Regions from separate parts of the Homo sapiens genome. Here region 1 is linked to region 2. The links are chromatin contacts, found by POLR2A ChIA-PET in ENCODE. All regions are on one chromosome and are shown on one strand. Each heading gives the region's core, a stretch centred on a gene start or an enhancer-like site at or near the end of the contact. The rest is flanking DNA. Distances are from core to core; before and after follow the strand shown. Region 1 holds the start of LBP (lipopolysaccharide binding protein). Region 2 overlaps TGM2 (transglutaminase 2).

The links. ChIA-PET counts read pairs that join two places held with the same protein, here RNA polymerase II (POLR2A).
Region 1: POLR2A ChIA-PET joins it to region 2 with 11 read pairs in AG04450. The contact joins the promoter of LBP here to the enhancer-like site in region 2. POLR2A ChIA-PET finds 5 or more read pairs at or near these places in 3 of 52 experiments (AG04450, GM12878 and Panc1).

What each region holds. Positions count from the first base shown.
Region 1 is chr20:38,341,972-38,348,144 of GRCh38, forward strand. LBP (lipopolysaccharide binding protein) reads left to right here and starts at 4,511. Exons shown (of 15, transcript NM_004139.5): 1 at 4,511-4,669. The coding sequence starts at 4,546. RefSeq lists enhancers at 230-1,006, 1,787-2,564.
Region 2 is chr20:38,139,840-38,145,638 of GRCh38, forward strand. TGM2 (transglutaminase 2) reads right to left here. Exons shown (of 13, transcript NM_004613.4): 7 at 2,225-2,360; 8 at 1,443-1,546. Among named protein-coding and RNA genes, the nearest start is that of TGM2, 23 kb to the right of the region's middle. RefSeq lists enhancers at 2,396-3,065, 3,066-3,734. Within about 2 kb of position 4,497, at least 22 of the 41 ENCODE cell types and tissues checked have a DNase peak (open chromatin) inside an H3K27ac peak, as active enhancers do.

The DNA of each region.
Region 1 (6,173 bases), core at 3,261-5,760, 200 kb after region 2:
ACGTTACTACTTTTATTTTGTAAGCCCGCATGTCTCAGGGCTCATGTGTGTGTGTCTGTGCGTGTGCGTACACAGGCACACATTCAGATCTGCAGGTGATGTGGCTTGGGGAGAGGCTGCCATAAATATTAAACTCCCAACTCCAAAGTACCCTGCAGAGATTCAGAACTGCAGGAATTCATAACATCATTCTCTTTCAAGAGTCAGTGTTCTCAGGAGTGTGGGCACCGTCATAGAAAACTATCGAAAAGGAGAGTGAAGCATTAGAGAACTGCTGAGCTTGGAGGGAACTCGGAGCTCATTTAGTCCCTTGTTCCCGAAGCTCCAAGCACAATCCGTGGTCAGCAGCATCACCCTCACCAGGGAGCTTGTTAAAATGCAGAGGCTCAGCCCCAAGAGGAACATGATGGATCAAGATTTGCATCTAAACAAGATCCCTGGGGGACTTGACTGCACGTCTTTGTTTCTGAAAAGCTGTCCTAGTCCCCAGCCCTCATCTGCATTTGGGGGAAACATGAGGAACAGAGAGGGGTGGAGTTTGTTCCAGGTCCCCCAGCCCATTAGGAGCAGGGCCTTGACAAAAAACCTGTAAGACTTTGGAAAAGGATTCAAAGCTCTCTGCGAGAGGCAGGCGTTTGCACAAAAGATGAATAAGTGCAGAAGAAATGCTCAGTGTTGCTAATTGTGTCCAACAGGGTTCAGGCAAGAAAAGAGAATCCAACTGCATTGGTTCTTGGGATTTGAATAAAGTGGCTATTTCTAGAGTTGGGGGACAAGCTTGAGGAAACCAACCAGGGACTGTTTTTCCTAAGGCTCAAGCAGCAAAGAAAAGCATCTGGGTATCCCAGCCCAAGGAGATAATAGGAGCCAAGGACAAGGCCTTATCAGGAGGGACACAGCCAACTGCCACACTTGTGATCTAGAGAAGACAGCAGGGAAAAGTGCCCTGACATCTGACCTCCTGCCATGCCACCCTCTGGCTGAACCCAAGTAGAGATGAGGAAACTGAGTCACAAAGTGCCCAAAGTCACCCCGTGGGGGAGTCAGGATTCAAATCCAGGCCATCTGGCCCCAGAGTCCATAAAGATAAACATAAGGTTTGTTTATTCCTTTGGCAATTATCTACTATTTGCTGCTCAGTATTCTAGACACTATGGATTCCAAATTCTGGGTTTTTCAAAATCTTTTCAGTAACACTTTTGTAGTGAGAATATTATCGGTGGCGAGTCCGCAACACTCCCAGCCCTTGTCTTCTCAGAGGAAAGAATTCAATTGAGAGACGCAGGCAAGTTTTAAAGCAGAGGCAAAGGTTTATTGAAAGAAGCAAAGTACAACTGAGAGATCAAGTGCCCCGCTCAACCTTTGGCTCGGGGCTTTTATACACTGGCTTGGTTCTGGGGTTTCTTCTCCTCCTTGATTCCTCCCTTCGGTGGGCTGCTGCGCCCTCCCTGCATGCGCAATGGCCTGCCAGCACTTGGGAGGGGCCGCATGCGCAGTGTGTTTACTAAGGTTGTGCGCATGCTCACTTGGGGTGATTTTCCCTTACTGGTCCGTCGCCGCAAGAAAAAGGTCATATACAAGTCAGACTCCAACATTTGCCCTTCTGCTCGACCTTACCAGGGAATTGTGGTTTGCTGGCTCCAGATGATGTCAACTATCTGTTAGGGAACTCCTCTCCCTCTTGGCGCCATTCGTGGCCACTTATCATGTCAGAGGGACAGTTTTATGATCGCCTGTCCATCATTTGATGCACTGCCATTTCTGGGGGCCCTCTCCTGCACAAGAACACAATAAACAGCCTTGTTAAAAGAGTCCCTATTTCACTGCAATAAGACTGAGTGGTGGCCAGAGTGGTAGCAGCTGTTGCTTTTGTGGAATTGGATGGACAGCCTGGTAGGAGAAAGGCCCAGGGGTTCTGACCAGCAGTGGGGTCGTGCTGCTCCCTGAGGCCTCTGCTGGGTCCTGGGCCATCAGCAGGGACCTTAGCCAGCAGTGGGCACCTGCAGGGGTGGAGGCCAGGCCTGGGCCATGTGGCAGCTCTAAGGTCCAAAGATTGCTGCTGTGGGAAATTCCCACCCCTGCAAATGACTCCCAGCCAGGGACATCCTTAAACTGCTGCCAGAGGAAGAGTGACATCTATGTCCCCATAAGATCCTTATGCTCCAGAATGTCCTCCCCCACTCTCCTCCCCTCCTGGGCAGGCTGAGGTCCAGGAAGCAAAGGCCCCTAGGCACACTGGGGATGCACCTGTGAGCCCTTTCCTGCTCCAAAGCCTCCCAAAGGCTGGCTCCTTACCCTGAGGCCTCTGCTCAGCTTGTTGCCTCCCAAGAGAACCCTGCCCTGACCAGAGTTTTGGAATGGCATCCTGCAGACCTGGACTTAAATTCCTGCTGGGTGACTGCAGCCTACATCACTTCACCCTGCCAAACCTCAGTTTCTTCATCTCAAGACAAGACTAAAATATCCACCTGGGGTTGCTGATGCAAGGATGAGAGGAGACGTGCAGCTTAACCAGCACAGCGCCTGCACATAGTAGGTGCTCAATAAATATCAGTTTCTTTCCAATTTCTGCTGGGTGCTGCAAGGATCTCAGGAAATGGAAGACTCAGCCGTGCCTGCAAGGAGCCATCAGACTGGTGGTGTGGGGACTGAGGGGAGGGACGGATGAGGATCCCAACAAACCTCAGCCCCAGTGACAGGAGCAACACGGTACAGAGGAGCAGAGAGGCCTGGACTGTGGGGTTCCCTGTGCTTAACGTGGGACATTCTGATCTTAACCTCAGTGCCTGCCAGTGCTGTTTGTGACCTATTGGGAGTCACCCTGTTAATCCCACCACATTCAGTTGGTTGAGGCCATCATGAAAACCTGCCCAATTTCAAGGGAAGGGGGCAGAAACATTACCTTTTGATGGAAGGAATATCAAAGAATTCGTGGGCATATTTTTAAAGGACCACAATTATCAAAAAGCAGAGTGGTTAATGCTGTGGTGGGGAAAGCGCAAAGGGTTCTGGGACCTCAGAGGGGACCCTTTCTAGAATCCAGAGAAGCATGGGAGTGGTCAGGGAAGGCTTCCTGGGGGTGAGGGCAAAGCAGAACTCACAAATGTAAGCAGGGCTGGGGCAAAACTCTAAAAATTAAACACAGTCTGTACTATAAATTTTGTTTTCCAGAATGAAATTTTACTATCTTTACTTACTGCGAATATATGCCCGGGACCATACCCCCAAGAAAATAAAAATTTTAGAGGCTGGGCATGGTGGCCCAAGTCTATAATCCCAGTATTTTGGAAGGCCAAGCGGGAGGCTTACTTGAGCTCAGGAGTTCGACACCAGCCTGGGCAACATAGCAAGACCTCGTCCCTACTAAAATACAAAAAATTAGCTGGACATGGTGGCTCACACCTGTAGTCCCAGCTACTTAGGGGGCTGTGGTGGGAGGATCACTTGAGCCCAGGAAGTTGAGGTTGCAGCGAGCGATGTTCATGCCACTGGACTCCTGCTTGAGCAACAGAGTAGACTTTGTCTCAAAAAATGAAAAAAGAAAAAAAAATTGTACGTATCAACAAGCAAAAACTTTTTTAACACTTATAATTCTACCCCCACAACCAGAGACAATGCCTCATGACTCCTTGCTAAATATTTTCCAGATTGTTGAACATAGAAGCCTATTTTGAACCCCCCAAAATAGAACCTTACTCTATGGTGCCATCGGAAACGGATGCCTCATGACATCCCTTTCCTTGCCAAGAAATACCTTTATTTCTGCAGCCTCACTTTAAGGGGCATGTCATAATTCATTTAACCAATGCCCTTCTGGTGGATACATGAGGTTGGGTCTCACTTCTCCTGTCCTGTTTCCCACAGCATAGCAGTGGTATCTTGGAGCAGTGATTTACTGGCACACTGACTCAATTATGTATTTAAGGGCAAGTCCCTGAAATTGAATTCCTGGGTCACAGGGCATGCAACTGTTTAAACATTTGCCAATTGCCTTCCAGAAAATTTCACCACCAGCAAGGTTTGAGAAACACTGTTTTCCCATTGGGGGAAACATTTATTTTTTAAATAAACGAGCCAATATATTTTAAAAAAGAGAGTTTGGTTGGTGCCAGATGTAGCTTCACTCTCAACCCTGCCCTCTGCTGGGGGTGAGATCTCAAGGGAGCTATGTGGCTTTTTTGAACCTCAGTTTCCTCATCTGCTAAACCAGGCCTTCCTAGCCGAGCTCTTAAGAGACTGGCTGAGATGAGGCAAGATGAACAGTGATGAATATGGGGTCTTTCTGTGGGGAGGGTGGACAGGGATGATCATAGGAGTCAGGCTTCCTCATCCACTGATCTGGGCAGTGAAAACTGGCTTCTAAGTATGACCTTATGACTTCAGTGATGTCGCAAGCAGGTTCCAGTCCCTGTGCCTCCCCTTCCCGCTCCCAGGAACCCATCCAGCCTCAGGAACTGCCCCCAGCCATCGAGCCTTGGCTACTTAAGGGACCTGGGCCCAATCCACAGCTGGGACAGTCCTGGCCCACTGCACTGGGAATCTAGGATGGGGGCCTTGGCCAGAGCCCTGCCGTCCATACTGCTGGCATTGCTGCTTACGTCCACCCCAGAGGCTCTGGGTGCCAACCCCGGCTTGGTCGCCAGGATCACCGACAAGGGACTGCAGTATGGTAAGAAGCCACATCTGCTGGCTGGACTTGGCAAACCCACGCTCCAGGCTGCTCTGGGTACAGTGGGGACAGGGAGTGGGGACACAGACCGGACCCTCTCCCTGGGGCAGTGCCACCTTCTGGGTCAGGTGGCTCTGGCTCCTATTCTGGCCTTACTGCCCACCAGCTGAGTGCCCTGGGCATGTTATTTGTGGTAGTGAGGTCCTCCACCAGCCAACAGAACACAGCTTTGCGTGCAAGTAGTTGATTTGGGAAATGATTCCAGGAAACACTGTAGGGAATCGGTACTGAGATGAGGAAGGGAGGGCAGCCAGGAGAGAGTGTGCAATTAAACCAGCCACCACCTCTGATGATGGGAACCACTCAGCTGGGAAAATTCTGCGTAAAGTTTGGAAACACATGCCTCTGAACTGGAAGTCAGAATTGTGGTCACCTCTAGAGGCAGGCAGAGACCCTGAAGGGCATGAGGGAGGTCTGCCGGGGTGCTGGAAGTTGCCATATCTTGATCCAGGTGGTGATCACATTCCTGTATAAACATTAAAAATTATTTAGCAATACCTTTAAAATTTGTGCCCGTTAGGTACTTTATGTATATTATTCCTCAATTTTAAAGAATGGGCAGGCCAGGCACAGTGGCTCACGCCTGTAATCCCAGCACTTTGGGAGGCCGAGGTGGGTGGATAGCTTCAGGCCAGGAGTTCGAGGCAAGCCTGGCCAACATGGTGAAGCCTCGCCTCTCCTAAAAATACAAAAATTAGCCAGTCTTGGTGGCAGCCAACTGTAATCCCAGCTACTTGGGAGGCTGAGGCAGGAGAATCGCTTGAACCCGGGAGGCAGAGGTTGCAGTGAGCCGAGATCATGCTGCTGCATTGCAGCCTGGGCAACAGAGGGAGACTGTCTCAAAAAAATAAATAAAAATAAAACAAAGAATGAGCAAAAGTAGGAGTATTTTTTTTTAAATACTGAAACAAAGCCTCCCGACTATCCAGGTGGCATGGGAACTGGGATATTTATACACCACAGTGATTGATTGAGGGCTTCTGGGCCGGGGGTTTGTCAACTCCCCAGCACTTCTGTCCTGTTGCATGTACCTGCTTTCTGCAGTTCCAGGACAAAAAGCCTCGGGACATACAGGCTCAGGGAGGCAGACATTGGCAGCTGGGAGTCAACTGTCACTCACTGGAAAGACTCAAGGATATGGACAGGCACTGACCACATGTCTTCTCACATCCCTAGAGCCTCAATTGCCTTACCTATTAAATGAGATAACAACATTCCCTTAGATAGGGTTGTTGGGAGCCCAGACTGGCTCGAGACAGGCAGAGGGAAATCAGGGAAGGATTCCAGGATATAGTAAAATGGAAAAGACAGTGGGAATTACCCAGGGACAAGGGGTAGCGTTCCAGGCGGAAGGACCCCAACATGTGCGTTTGCTAGAGGGAGAAGAGCAAATTGGAAAGAGGTGAAAGGGGAGGCTGCTGGTCATCTGTGTACCCATGTCTGC
Region 2 (5,799 bases), core at 3,247-5,746:
CTTTTAAGGTTCAAATCCCAGCTCAGCCTGTTATTAGCTGGTGACTTTGGGCCAGTCACTAACTTCTCGAAGCGGCAGTTTCATGTGGAGATAAGATCTGGACCACCTAATGAGCATTCCTGAATTATAGATGTAAAGCTCATAGCCTATACTAAATGCTATGCAAGTATTTGATAAATAAAATGGAAATGTATCCCAGACATCCTGAGGAAATTATGGAGCCAAGGACAGGCAACATGTTAGCAAGGAGGACATCTGTCTCGTTTCCTGCTCATACTGAGAGTGGAGCTCAGTGCCCCGCATGGGGCCAGCCCCAGGGCGTGTGTGTTCTCCAAGTGAATACGGGTGCCTGATGTTTACGTAAGTGTGGTTGATAACCGCCCCACACTGTCCGCAGACTTCCAATGCTGAGGACTAGAGGCTGGATAGATACAGTCTAGCACATCCATGTGATGGACCACGGTCACATTAAATAAAAATTCAAATCACAGAAAACTATCTGCTGGAGAAATGCCAATGCTTTATCCAGAAGTGGACAGAGCTGGGAAAAAATGTTCCATGCCGCTGGAGGTCTTAAACCAGGGCCCACGGATCCCCCCAAGGCACTACCAACAGAATTCAGGGGTCTATGAACCCTATGATGGGGAAAAAAGGGTATCTTTGTTTTCACCATAGCACTTTCTTCAATTGCAAAAGCAGGAAATGACCATAGCAGCCTGAGGAGCACTTAGGACTTGTCACTCATAAGAACCACAGGCGTGGTCATTACAACCTTACAGCTGTCCCAGATGGCAGGAAATTAATTTATGCTCATAAATTATCTCTACAACTATATTATGGAACTTACTGACTCTACCGCTAGATCTTGTTCTATAAAGAAGCATATGTTATTATATCATAAATTCATTTTTTAAAACTTGTGACAACTGTATTTTAATGTAATTGGTTTTCTTTGTAACGCTATGTATTATATTTTATACATTTAAAAATATTCCTAGAAAGTGTCCATATGCATCACAAAATTGTGCCTTAGTGTACTCTCTCTTTCAAACACACAGGTACTACATATATATATGTGTGTTTATATACATACATATATAAACACACACATATACACCCGCATACAAATACACGATTTGAAATCAGTGGAAGCTCGTGTGAATGTTAATGCTGCTTATTTTAGAGGGAGGAGACAAAGATGCTATTTGATTTTTTTCTTTGAGCTTCTCTGTATTTCCTGCTTTCCGCAATGCACGTGAATTATTTTTGAGATTTATCAAGAAGTGTGTTATTAAGATGTAAGTGAGGTCCCCCACCCTTCTGTGGACCCATCAGTGGTCTCCGGGTGAGCTCCTAGTTCTGCCGCCCTCCAGCTGAGTCACTTTAACTCTCCAAGCCTCGTCTTCCCCATCTGTTTGACGCGACAGTGCCCGCCCACGCACCTTCGCTCTTCTCCTGGGGCGTTGGGTCCAGGGCCTGCCAGCCCTCGTACCCCGGCTGCAGGTCCGGCCTGGTCATCCACGACTCCACCCAGCAGTGGAAGTTCCTGAGGGGGATAGGGGGGCGGGAATGAAGCAGAACATGAGCAACATTCATCGCCACCTCCCACGGGCAGACCATGCATTCATGTCCCCAGATGCAAGCTCGCCTCGTCCCAAACTGAGCCCAGGGTGTCTCCCCACTGCCTTGTTCTTCCCCCCACGGGGGCCCATCTCACAGCACCCTCTCTAGCCAAGGCGCCCACTCCTACACCTCAGAGCCCTTCTCAACTCCTCTCCCCTCCTTGCCCCTCTCAGTGGCCCCTTTGACCTCCTAATTTCTTGGCTCCATCCCTTCTTTTCTGTCCGTTCAGGGCTTATCACTCCCCACCTGGACCACGCCCCAGCCCCCCGCCCATCTCTTCCCCTCTAGCCCTCCTGGCAGTTGTCAGCCCCGCCCTCTCCCACTCTGAATCCTTGAGTGACAACCTATTGCTTTTGGAATCAAGCCTGGGCCCCCTAATGTGGCATTCCAGACTCCCGACAACATTTGCAGCATGATTCTTCCTGAGGCCCCATCATGTATGTGGTTGACTTTCCCTCTAGGCCTTCCCCAAGCCTGCTCAAATACTGCTGAACTTTTAAGGCCCAATTCAAATGTGACCTCCTCCAAGAAGCCCTCCAAGGTTTCCTCTCCATGGGGCCCTCCCTACTGGGCTCCGATCCCACCCTGGCCCCCACCTCACCAGATCATCTCGCTCTTGTCACCCTGGATCTCCCCAAACTCATTGCGGAAGTACTCGATGAGAAGGTTGCTGTTCTGGTCATGGGCCGAGTTGTAGTTGGTCACGACGCGGGTAGGGATGCCCAGGCACCTCAGCACTGTTGGAGAGGAGTGGAAAGCGGGGTGAGGTCCTGGAGACATCCGCCCTGCTCTGGGCCTCCACCTGCCCATCTGCATTCCAGGGAACACTGTACCTGCTGTCCAAGTGCTGAGAACATGAGCCAGCCCTTCCTGCCGGGACAATGGCGCCCACCTCTCTGGTCACCCCATGTCCATTCTATGCCCCTCACATCACAGTTGCCAGAAGGAGACTCTAAAATACAAACCCCGGCCAGGCGTGGTGGCTCACGCCTATAATCCCAGCACTTTGAGAGGCCGAGGGGGGCCTGAGGTCAAGAGTTTGAGACCAGCCTGGCCAATATGGTGAAACCCCGTCTCTACTAAAAATACAAAAATTAGCCAGGCATGGTGGTGCACGCCTGTAATCCCAGCTACTCAGGAGGAGGCTGAGGCAGGAGAATTGCTTGAACCTGGGAGGCGGAGGTTGTGGTGAGCCAAGATTGCACCACTGCACTCCAGCCTGGGCGACAGAGTGAGACTCCATCTCAAAATGAAATAAAGTACAAATCTGATGTCACCACTCCTGTGATCAATTGTCCTTGGTTCCCCATGGCCCTTGAGGTCAAGGCCAGTGCCCTGGCCATGGCCCTTGGCCCTGCAGGGTCTGGCCCCTGAACCCCTCCTCGCACGCTGTGCTCCTCCACACTGGCCTCCAGCATGCTCTGCCTCTGCCAGCTTCAAGGCATCGGTGTCTGCAATTCCCTCTGCCTGGAAGGCTGCCTGCCAGGTTCAGGTTGCCCCATCATTTGCATTCATAGCACGGCTGGAGATCCTTCATCCTTCCAGTGTACAGGCATGTGAGGGATTCTTTAATTAGTCCTCCAAGGCCAGTGAGGGATCTGTCTTATGTTAGATCCTGGAGCCCAGCACAGGCCTGTCATTGACTATTTTGTCAAATGGGATGAAGGAGTGGAGGAAGGAGAGAGGAGAGGAAAGAGGGAGGGAGGGAAGGAGTGATTGAATGACTGACTCTCCCCAAGATAGGGACTTAAAGACTCAAACAGCAGAACAGGCAGAGGAGGGCACAGAGGTCGGGAGACCCAGCTGCTTTCAGCTGTGTGACCTGGGACCAGTCCCTTCATGTCTCTGGGCCTTGGTTCCATCTCTTTGTGCATTAGTGATGCCACTGAGGACTCATCATCATTCCCAATGTACAAGAACACGGATGCACGTGGCCCTATAAATAGGTCGCAGCACAGATCAGGGTCCTCAGACTTGTCCGGAGGGAGGGCCCTGCATACCTGCCAACGCCCTGTTTGCTGGGAAAGGGGCTGATGTTGCAATGACAGGTTAAACAGCAACAGGACATTGACTGGCATCTGCAAGCTGAGCTCAGCTCAGAGAGGCGAGGAGCACAGGGGAGGGAGGAAAATCCCGGTGTGGATCTCACCCACACGGCCCACTGGGTGCTCCTGGCAGACGGAATTATGGGTGCTTTTACTCTCTCATTTTAAAAATGTGCTTTTTATGTGTATTGTAAAAGTAACAGATTCCCAGAAAAAAATATCTAAAAAATGAAGAGAAACAAGATTAGGCGTAATAAGGTAATCTGTGGGACTTTTGTTTTACTTTTAGTTTTGATTGAAGTTGAGTTTGGGAGTGGGGGAGAAGGGATGCGACCTTTGCCCTGGGGCCACCATCGATAGGCCAGGGTAAGAGCTTACTGGTTGGCCCTGGATTCCTGCCAGGAGATTTGTAGGAGCTTCGAGGAAGGAGGAAGGAACAGCTATGACCTCCCCCTCTTGCCTGGTTTCTGTCCCCCTGAGGCCTGGGCAGGGCTCAGCCCTAAGGCTGCCCTCAGTGAAGGCTGGTGTCCTAACCACAGGTCTTATCCCACCATGCAGTGGGCCTGAGGACAGACCGGAGGACGGGGGAGGTCTGTCTCTGCTTTCCAGGGAGCCAAGTGCCACTCTTGCCCCAGGGGTGGTGTCCCGGGAGGCCTCCTCATCAGTCTAACAGGAGGCTGCCCCAGCACCGTGCACACCTGGATCAGAGACTGACCCTGCTGCTCACCAGCTGTATGACCTTGGGCAAGCCACTCCCCTCTCTGAGCCTCCATTTCCTCCTCAGTAAGACAAGCTAATAATAGCAGCTTGTGGGGATTTGTGGTGATTCAGAGAGAGGCCGCGGGTGTGGGCACAGCCTTGTCTGCCCATTCCCAGAGCAAGCATTGAGGGGGTGCTCGGGAACAGCACAGTGTGTCATGGTGCCCGTTACGGCAAACGTCGTCCATCAGTGCTGGCTGATTCATGGACATTGAGGAAGTACAGTGAGGGATCCGGCTAAGAAAGCTGGAATGCCAGGCTCCCCTGGAAATCCCCAAACCCAAGCCTAACCGGAGCCAGAGACTGTGCTAAGTGATCTCTCCCTGGTATTAAGAGCTTCCTATGAATGAGATCAGTCACCATTGTCTCCATTTTATAGATGAGGAAATTGAGGCTTGGAGGCATCAATTCTCTTGCCCAAGTCCACCCAGGGGTTAGTGGCAGAGCTGGATTCAAACCCAGGCAGTCCAGCTCCAGAGTTCATGGGCCAATTCACCATTGGCTCCCCACGTGAACTCCACGGCCACAGTGGTCAGACAGCCCTTTTCTTGGCCAAGTTTTCCCTGGCTCCATCCTACACAGCCTGGGAAGAGGCTGCGGGGACCAGAACACAGCCCTGCAGTGGGCAGCTGAGGGGCAGGATCTGCTGCTCAATCTTCAGGCGGCCACAGCCCAGGGTGACCAGGATGACCAGGGTTTCTGCCGGTGAGCCTGGGGATCCAGGTCTTGGATTTCGGGGTTTTTCCAGGAAAACCCATGGGCTTCTTTGAAAAGAGGTGTTTTAGGGCTCTCAGAGGGAAGTGTCTGGCATGAAGGAGTTTCCACAAGAAAAAGGAATTCAGAGGTCACGGGGAACAGGCAGTCCCAGGCAGAGAGGCAGGAGTCAGAAGGCAAGGACAGCCGAGCTGAGAACCTAGGTTAGGCTGCCCTGACCCAGCCTGCTGGTGTGGAGGATGTGCTGGGGGCCCTGCCAGGCACCCTTTCCTGGGCCTTAGCACTGGTTTTGGAATCAGAAAAGCTGGAAGCCCCAGACCAGCCTTTTAGATTGAGCCTGGTAATAATAATAGTCGTGACAATAAATAGTATCATCACATAAGTATTTTCTATTATGCACCCAAAATCATTTTAAGCACTTCCCACATTCATTTATTTATTTAGAGATGAGGTCTCGCTCTGTCACCCAGGCTGGAGTACAGTGGTGCAATCATGACTCACCGCAGCCTCGACCTCCTGGGCTCAAGTGATCCCCCTGCCTCAGCCTCCCAAACAGCTAAGACTACAGGTGCACCACCACCACGCTCAGCTACCTCACACATATTAACTCATTTAATCCTCACAACCATCCCAGTATAAAGGTACTACCGTTGTGCCC